Regions from separate parts of the Homo sapiens genome. Here region 1 is linked to region 2. Evidence: read pairs that join two places in POLR2A ChIA-PET (ENCODE). Cell type or tissue: MCF 10A. All regions are shown on one strand.

Region 1 (5,000 bases), 250 kb before region 2:
ATGTCAGCAGGAGGCATAATGAGTAGGGACTCCAGGAAGGAGGCCACACCACTAACCCTTATCTCCTAGCCCTGAAATCACCAGCTTCGCTGTTGATAATGATTTGGGGCCATCAAAAACTTTGTAAGATAGAGTAATTTAATTCATCGTATGTCATTTAAATCTAATTTTTAGATAAAACTGTGTAATAGACTTAACTCAGTGACACAATGATATGTTAATCATATTTAAAGATTTGATGTGTTTGATTCCCTTGAATGAAGCTTTTGCCACTTTTCTGCTCAAAATTGGTCAGTGGCTCCCCATCTTACGCAGTTTAAAAGCCAAAAGCTCCATAATAGTCTATGCAGCCTTACAAGCACCTGGTCTCACCATGTCCTACTTCTCTCATGATCTGCTTTCCCTTTCTGACTCCATATCCCATTGCTTCCCCCATGCCTCCTTGCCTGCTCACCTCAGGGCCTTTGCACTTGCCGTTCCCTTTGCCTGAAATGCTCTTCCCCCAGACACCCACATGACTCTCTTACTTCCTTTGGACTTTACCCAAATGCCATCTTCTCAATGAGGCTTTCCTCAACTATAGTTTTGATTCTCTTAAGTGTTTTTATTAATTCTAAATCTTTTCTGTCTCAGGCCATTTGTGCAGCTATAAAAATACTTTGGGACTGGGTAATTATAAAGAACAAATTTATTTCTCACACTTCTGGAGGCTGAGAAGTTTAGGCAGTTTGGTGTCTAGTGAGGGCTGCTCTTTGCTTCCAAGATGGCACCGTGTTGCTGCATCCTCTGGATGGGAGGACTGCTGTGTCCTCACGTGGCAGAAGGAATGGAAGGGCAGAAGAGGCTAAACTCACTCCCTCAGGTGCTTTTATAAGGGCACTAATTCCATCCATGAGGGCAGAGTCTTCGTGGCCCAATCACCTCCTAAAGATGATACCGTTGCAATCGGGATGAAGTTTCAACATGAATTTTGGAGGGGACACAAATGTTCAAACCATAGCTCTTAAATGTTTTTAATACAGACGATCACTGACTTACAATGGCTTGACTTACGATTTTTTGACTTTACAGTGCGTTTAATGGGGTATTAAATGCATTTTAAACTTACAATGTTTTCAACTTAAAATAGGTTTATTGGAATGTAACCCCATCGTCAGTTGAAGAGCATCTGTACTTAATTCTAAATCTTCCAAAGCTGAAGGATCATTTATCCATCAAGGAATACAGTTACCACTCTAGTTAGCTGAAGTTCTTTATGACTCAGGAACGTTTGCTAAGCAGGCTAACAAGATTAGTTTTGCTGACCCTGGTGGGACACATTAAATTTTAGATTAATGACTATATATCTTAAAAGAGTTGATCTTCCCAGCCGAGTGTGGTGGCTCACACCTATAATTCCAACACTTTGGGAGGCCAAGGCCTCGGGGGTCGGGGGGGCGGGGTGTGGATCACGAGGTCAGGAGTTCGAGACCAGCCTGGACAAGAAGGTGAAACCCCATCTTCTTTACTAAAAATACAAAAATTAGCACACAGTGGCAGGCACCTGTAATCACAACTACTCGGGAGGCTGAAGCAGGAGAATCACTTGAACCTGGGAGGCAGAGGTTGCAGTAAACCGAGATTGCGCCACTGCACTCTAGCCTGGGCGACAGAGCAAGACTCCGTCTCAAAAAAAGAGAGTTGATCTTCTCAACGACAACCTTAGTTCAAGTTACACTCGCTACTTAAATCTTCAGTCTACTCATAGAAATACATGTCATTGGCTTCTATTCCAAAGACTTTCGAACTTAATGGTTCCTAAAATGTGTAATTGTCTTTCCCAACCACCTTTTTAAAGATCATTGAACTTGATGGAAATCTTGAATTCTGTTATATTCTTGGGACTATTATAATATTTAACTCTTACAGATATTTAAAATGTTTCCATTTGGATTTTGGATGTCCCATATAAATTGATCTAACTTGCTGTTTCAACGTATAAAGTCACTCTACTGAAAGAAGAAAATCTGAAATGCATTACCGATTTCCATGACCTAATCACATAATTCTGAAAATAACTTAAACCTTTTTTGATGACTCAAGAGTACTACTATGAATGCATGTTATGTTAAAATCCTTTCAATGTGAATATCAGGTTGTAACTGACCCCAGTGTATAGGACAATTCCTATTTTTTTTTTAGATATAACTTTTTTTGAGACGGAGTTTCACTCTTGTTGCCCAGGCTGGAGTGCAATGGTGTGATCTGGGCTCACTGCAACCTCCGCCTCCCAGGGTCAAGCAATTCTCCTACCTCAGCCTCTCAAGCAGCTGGGATTACAGGCACCTGCCACCATGCCCGGCTAATTTTTTGTATTTTTAGTAGAGACGGGGTTTCACCATGTTGGTCAGGCTGGTCTCAAACTCCTGACCTCAGGTGATCCACCCGCCTCAGCTTCCCAAAGTGCTGGGATTACAGGTGTGAGCCACTGCGCCTGGCCTGAGATATAACTCTTACGCCATAAAATTTACCCATTTTAAAGTGTACAATTCAGTTTTTTGATATGGTCACAAAATTGTGCAACCATCATGACCCTCTTAACTCCAGAACATTTTCATCATTTGCATAAAGAAACCCCATGCCTGTTAACAGTCACTCCTATTCCCATGTCTCCCTAGCTCCTGATAACCCCTCATCTACTTCCTATGTGGATCTACCCATTCTGGGCATTTCATGTGAATAAAATCATAAATAAAATATGTATTTTTTATGACTAGTTTCTGTAACTTAGCATCAGGTTTTTTGTTTTTTAGACAAAGTCTCGTTCTGTCACCCAGGCTGGAGTGCAATGGCGCGATCTCGGCTCACTGCAAGCTCCGCCTCCTGGGTTCACGCCATTCTCCTGCCTCAGCCTCCCGAGTAGCTGGGATTACAGGCACCTGCCACCATGCCCGGCTAATTTTTTGTATTTTTAGTAGAGACAGGGTTTCACCGTGTTCGCCAGGATGGTCTCGGTCTCCTGACCTCATGATCCGCCCGCCTCGGCCTCCCAAGGTGCTGGGATTACAGGCATGAGCCACCACACCCAGACTTGTTTGTTTTTTAGAGACAGGATCTCACTGTCACCCATACTGGATTGTGGTGGCGTAATCCTGGCTCACTACATCCTTGACCTCCTGGGCTCAACCAGTCCTCTGCCTCAGTCTCCCAAGTAGCTGGGACTACAGGCTCACGCCACCGTTCCCAGCCAGCATGAGGTTTTTAAGGTTCACCCATGTTGTAGTATATACAGTCATATGTCACTTAATGATGGGGATATGTTCTGAGAAATGTGTTGTTAGGTGATTTTTGTTGTTGTGTGAACATCATAGAATGTACTTACACAAACCTGGCTGATATAGCCTACTACACGCCTAGGCTGTATGGTATAGCCTATGGCTCCTAGGCTACAATCCTGTATAGCATAATACTATAGGCATTTGTAAAACAATGGTAAGTATTTGTGTATCTAAACATATCTAAACACAGGAAAGCTGGGCACAGTGGCTCACGCCTGTAATCCCAGCACTTTGGGAGCCCAAGGTGGGTGGATCACCGAGGTCAGGAGTTCAAGACAAGCCTGGCCAACATGGCAAAACCCCGTCTCCACTAAAAGTACAAAAATTAGCCAGGCATGGCGGTGGGTGCCTGTAATCCCGGCTACTCAGGAGGCTGAGGCAGGAGAACTGCTTTAACCCAGGAGGCGAAGGTTGCAGTGACCTGAGATGGTGCTACTGCACTCCAGCCTGGGGGATAGAGCAAGACTTTGTCTACAAAAATAAATAAACAAATAAATAAACACAGGAAAGGTACAATAAAAATATGGTATTATAATCTTATGGGACCACCGTCGTATATGTAGTCAGTTGTTGACCAAAATGTTATGCGGCGCGTGACCATATCAGTACTTCATTCTTTTTATGGCCGAGTTACATTCCATTGTATGGGTATACCACATTTTGTTTACCCACCTGTCCGTCAGTGGACATTTGGATTGTTTCCACCTCTTAGCTGTTGCAAATAATGCTATTATAAACATTCGTGTATCAGTTTCTGTGTAGACGTATGTGTTCATTACTCTTGAATATATACCTAGGAGTGAAATTGCTGGGTCATATGATAACTCCATGTTTAATCATTTGAGGAACTCCCAGACTGTTTTCCAAAGTCGCTGTACCATTTTATATTTCCACCAGCAGTGTGTGAAGGTTCTTACTTATCTATACTCTGGCCAACACTTAGTATTTTCATGTTTTTTAAAAAATTATTATATCTCTGGAAAAACATGGAAAAAAAAGAAAATATAGAAAAAGAAGAAGAAAAAAATTTTAAAAAATTATTGTAGCAAACTATCCTAGTGGGTGTGAGGTAGTATCTCATTGTGATTTTGATTTGCATTTCTCTAATGATTAATGATGCTAAACATCTCTTCATGTGCTTATTTCTATTTGTCTTATTTAATCTTATTTATTTTAGCGATTATCTTATTTAATCCTCTTAACAGACTTCCTTAGAGCCTCTAAACAGTCAATAACCTCATTTTACAAAAAGGAAACGAATGCTTAGAGTTAAGTAACTTGACAAAGTCACACAGCTAATGATTGGTAGACCTATAATCCTGTGTTTCTTCTTTTTAAAATCCTTCAGAAGTGCCTCAGAACCCCCAAAACTGGAGGGGCTTCCAAGATCTAGCTCTTACATACTTTTCTAGTTTCATCTTCTGCCATCCTTCTGTAGGCCCACAGTCTCTAGCTATAGCAAACTTCTTACCATCCCCTAGGAGGCCATGCTGTTTAATACGCTGTTTTTGCCTTCCCATTTGGTGCTCTCTCTGGCTAGAACGCCTTTTGCCCTCTTTCTCATGTATAAACTTCTTTTCATCCTTCAAGACCCAACCTAAACGTTGAGCCTTTTGGAAATGTTTCTCAATACTACCAGGTACAATCATTTGCTTTCTTTGTTTTACAGTTCCCTTCTACTAT
Region 2 (5,000 bases):
TTATTGTATGGTATTATTCTTAAATTGGATGAGTGGCACTATTGTATACCCAGCTAGCATCTCAGCTGCTTCAGGGGAAGGCTTGTGGCTTATATCTATTTTGTTGTATTCCTCTAGTTCAACATGTCTGCCCCCACCCTTACTTCTAACACCTCTGCCCACTCCAGTATTCCCTCAGAACCTAGCCTGGTAACGAATATATGGACAATTAAATTACATCCCAACATCATTCATACTTTAATATATAAGAAATCAGAGCAGAGAATCAGGGCAGCCAGTCCCTGAAGGAAGAGTCTGTGACAAATCACAAGTATGATCACAGCACGAACTTTTCTATTCTAGCCTGGCCTCTAGGAAGAAAACAGAGAGTGTTACCGGACTTAAGGGGAAAAAGGACATGCTTGATGAAGGACAGAACCCCATTGTTCTCCACATTTCCTGGCTCACAGAAGGCCTTCTTCAGTTTTTTCTTCACATCCTCCTTCCGATCAAGGAGATCAATCTTGGACTCCTAGAAGTCATAGAACGGAAGAGGACCTCTTGTGGTTGAAAATGAGAATATGCTCAACTAATATAAGTTAAATTTTGTTTTTTCTTCTCTGTCACCCAGGCTGGAGTGCAGTGGCACAATCATGGCTCACTGCAGCCTCAGCCTCCTGGGCTCAAGAGATTCTCCCATCTCAGCCTCCTGGAAAGCTGGGACTACAGGAATGTGTCACCATGCCCAGGTAATTCTATTTTTTGTAGAGACAGGGTTTCATCATGTGGCCCAGGCTGGTCTCAAACTTCTGGGCTCAAGCAACTCTCCTGCCTTGGCCTCCCAAAAAGTGCTGGGATTAAAGGTGTGAGCCACTGTGCCTCGCTAAAAAAATTCTTTTTACAAAGATTTTAACATTAGGTACTTGCAGATATTTTCCTGTGGATGTGGTAAAAATAAATAAATAAAGATTTTTTTTTTTTTTTGAGACGGAGTCTCACTCTGTTGCCCAGGCTGGAGTGCAGTGGCGCCATCTGAGCTCACTGGAAGCTCCGCCTCCTGGGTTCACGCCATTCTCCCGCCTCAGCCTCCCGAATAGCTGGGATTACAGGTGCCTGTCACCACGCCCAGCTAATTTTGTTTTTGTATTTTTAGTAGAGACAGGGTTTCACCGTGGTAGCCAGGATGGTCTCGATCTCCTGACCTCGTGATCTGCCCCGCCTTGGCCTCTCAAAGTGCTGGGATTACAGGTGTGAGCCACTGCACCCGGGCAATAAAAATATTTTAACATTTGGCTGGGCACAGTGGCTCACACCTGTAGTCTTATCACTTTGGGAGGCTGGAGAGTCGCTTGAGCCCAGGAGTTCAAGACCAGTGTGGGCAACATAGAAAAACCTCATCTCTACTGAAAATAAAAAATTAGCTGGGTGTGGTTGTACGCGCCTGTGGTCCCAGCTACTCAGGAGGCTGAGGCAGGAGGATCACTTGAGCCTGAGGTTGAAAGTGCAGTGAGGCATGATCATGCCACTACACTCCAGCCTGGGCGACAGTGAAAAACCACTCACAATCCTGCCATCTAACAAATTAAACTATTTTATTTTTTATATTCTTCTCAGGCTTTGTTTATAGCACACAAAATTGTTATGAATTTGTAGTTGGAGAATAAATGTCTATCTTTTAAGTATTTCTGAGTGGCTACCTGGTCCTTACTTACAATTTTTTTTCTTTTCAGATGGTCTCGCTCTGTTGCTCAGGATGGAGTACAGTGGTGCAATTATAGTTCACTGTAACCTCGAACTCCTGCCATTAAGTGATCTTCTGACCTCAGCCTCAAGAGGAGTTAGGACTACAGGTGTACAAAACCATGCCTGGCTAATTTTTATTTATTTATTTATTTATTTATTTTTTGAGACAGTTTTGCTTTTGTTGCCCAGGCTGGAGTACAATGGCATGATCTCGACTCACCTCAACCTCCGCCTCCTGGGTTCAAGCGGTTCCTCCTGCCTCAGCCTCCCAAGTAGCTGGGATTACAGGCATGCACCACCAAGCCCAGCTAATTTTGTATTTTTAGTAGAGACGGGGTTTCTCCATGTTGGTCAGGCTGGTGTCGAACTCCCGACCTTAGGTGATTCACCCGCCTTGGCCTCCCAAAGTGCTGGGATTACAGGCGTGAGCCACCGCACCTGGCATGCCTGGCTAATTATTTGTTAAAATGGGGTCTCACTGTGTTGCCCAGGACAATCTCAAACTCCTGGCCTCTAGCAATCCTCCTGCCTCAGCTTCCCAAAGTGTTGGGATTGATAGGATCTTGCTTGCTCTGTTGCCCTGGCTGGAGTGTGGTGGCACAATCATGGCCCACTGCGACCTTTGCCTCCCAGGCTCAAGTAGTCCTCCTACCTCAGCCTCCCATGTAGCTGGAACTATTGGTGCATGCCACCATGCCTAGCTAATTTTTAAAATTTTTTATAGAGATGGGATTTTATCATGTTGCCAAGGCTGGTCTTGAACTCCTGGACTCAACCTATCTGCCCACCTTGGCTTCCCAAAGTGCTAGGATTACAGGTGTGAACCACAATGTGTGGCCTACTTATAGTTTTTATGCCATATTATATTCCCAATTATTAGTGGAAACATAATTTAGCAAACTCCAAACTGTTAGATTCTATCCTAATTTTTACAAATTATATATAATGCTACATTGGACATCTTTGCAGTCTTTTCCCTTCTCTAGAATCATTTCCTTAAGATGCCGAAAATTGCTAGGTTCAAAATTGTTTTTTGAAAGGTATCCTAATCAACATTGCTGTCGACAATGTGTGAGGATACTTGTTCACAGCAATCAGCCACACTAAGTATTATATATTATCTACAGCCATTTTTCCTTTTTAGGTAATAGGCTTTGTTTCTTATTTGGAAAGAGTGAGTTCATGGTCATTTGAGTTCAGTGGTTACCAAATTCTAGCTCACATGTGACAGTATATGAATCACCTTTTACTGGGTTCCACCCAAACCTAATGAATCAAAATCTCTTGGGATTGGGCCAGGCATTTTTTTTTTTTTTTTTTAAGACGGAGTCTCACTCTGTGGCCCAGGCTGGAGTGCAGTGATGCAATCTTGACTCAGTGCAACCTCTTTCTCCTGGGTTCAAGCAATTCTCCTGTCTCAGCCTCCCGAGTAGCTGGGATTACAGGTGCATGCCACCACACCCAGCTGAATTTTTATATATTTAGTAGAGAAGGGGTTTCACCATGTTGGCCAGGCTGGTCTGGAACTCCTGACCTCAGGTGATCCACCCGCCTTGGCCTCCCAAAGTGCTGGGATTACAGGTGTGAGCCACTGTGCCTGGCCCTTTTTTTTTTGAGAGGGAGTCTCGCTCTTGTTGCCCAGGCTGGAGTGCAACAGTGTGATCTTGGCTCACTGCAACCTCTGCCTCCTGGGTTCAAGCAATTCTCCTGCCTCAGCCTCCCTAGTAGCTGGGATTACAGGCGCCTGCCACCACGACTGGCTAATTTTTGTACTTTTAGTAGAGATGGGGTTTCACCATGTTGGACAGGCTGGTCTCGAACTCCTGACCTCAAGTATCCATCTGCCATGGCCTCCCAAGGTGCTGGGATTACAGGCGTGAGCCACCACGCAGGCCTTTTTTTTTTTTTTTTTTTTTAATTTGTATTTTTAAAAACTTTTTGGCTGGGTGCAGTGGCTCACGCCTATAATCCCAGCACCTTGGGAGGCTGAGGTGGGTGGATCACGAGGTCAGGAGATCGAGACCATCCTGGCTAATACAGTGAAACCCCATCTCTACTAAAAAAATACAAAATAAAATTAGCCAGGCATGGTGGCGGGCGCCTGTAGTCCCAGCTACTCTGGGAGGCTGAGGCAGGAGAATGGCATGAACCTGGGAGGCGGAGCTTGCAGTGAGCTGAGATCGCACCACTGCACTGCAGCCTGGGTGACAGAGTGAGACTCCATCTCAAAAAAAAAAAAAAAAAAAAAAAAAGGGAGAGAGAAAGGGAAGGAAGGAAGGAAATACAGATTCCTAAGTTCCTCCCAGAACTACTTTATCAGAATCTCTATGGACAAGGTCTAATCAACACTTTTTTTTTTTTTTTTAAATTCCCTAGATGATTCTGAAGGTAAGCCATGTTTGGGAACCCAGAACTCAACCTTTCACATCTTTGGATTTCCACGTTCTAATGATCAGAACCAAAGTGAACTTTCCCTCAAGTACACGAGCTCAAGAGGGACTCTTAAATATTAAAAGATATCATAATATTAGTGATATCAAGTATTACCCTAGGAATCAAAATGCTAATTAGTGAAATGCAACCATAGTGCTCTCATTAATAAGGCTGAATTTCATCACAGTCGTATGAACAAAGACATTACTTTTGCTTTTATTTTTTTATCAGCAGCAAAAACCATTAAGTTATGATTAGATCTCATCAGGACTGCTCTGGATCCTTTGATACTCAAGAACCACTAAACTAATTGAATGGTGTAAGGCTCCTTCTAACTCAAATATTGGAGAATTCTAGTTAGCCAGGTCACTGTTCTTTTCAGTCCTCAATCTCTCCATTGAGGCTGAAGATTTCTAAATTCAAGTCTCAGCTGGCAACTTACCTCTTCTGAAGAGCTCATTTTGCTGCCTGTTAATCCTGGAACCATAGGATTCATCAGATGGACCCGTTTTGAATAGCCAAGTGCAGGGAGGTACTGAGAGATTAGAGAAACACACAAAAGCCGATATTAGTCTAAGTTCCTCCTCAGTGCCCTGATCTCATCTGACTTGGCCAGCAACTGAGTAGTTGTTATATTGCTTCCAATCTTTTTATACTAAATATGTAGCTTTGACAGTGACTGTAATTCAAGCGAAGTTTTTTTCCCTACTGCTTTTCTATCAGTATTACATTGTGAGGCTATTGGACTTATGTCACCATAAACAACAATAAAAGCTGGAAATACATAAAACAACAGGGCAAGCCGGGCATGGTGGCTCACACCTGTAATCCCAGCACTTTGGGAG

Evidence for each region. Peaks named below come from ENCODE experiments on the same cell type or tissue, not always from the same donor. Only the 100,000 strongest peaks of a DNase experiment are listed, where the experiment ranks them.
Region 1: POLR2A ChIA-PET joins it to region 2 with 6 read pairs; 3 of 35 experiments call an interaction of 5 or more read pairs at or near these places.

What each region holds. Positions count from the first base shown.
Region 1 is chr1:32,540,906-32,545,905 of GRCh38, forward strand. All of the region lies in intron 1 of ZBTB8A (zinc finger and BTB domain containing 8A), which reads left to right. It overlaps LOC124903952 (a long non-coding RNA gene), which reads right to left. Exons shown (of 2, transcript XR_007065669.1): 2 at 671-924. Among named protein-coding and RNA genes, the nearest start is that of ZBTB8A, 4.0 kb to the left of the region's middle. In MCF 10A, no CTCF peak of the experiment used is centred here; no DNase peak of the experiment used is centred here.
Region 2 is chr1:32,786,565-32,791,564 of GRCh38, forward strand. YARS1 (tyrosyl-tRNA synthetase 1) reads right to left here. Exons shown (of 13, transcript NM_003680.4): 6 at 4,598-4,690; 7 at 376-511. Among named protein-coding and RNA genes, the nearest start is that of YARS1, 28 kb to the right of the region's middle. RefSeq lists an enhancer at 1-963. In MCF 10A, no CTCF peak of the experiment used is centred here; a DNase peak (open chromatin) is centred at 2,977.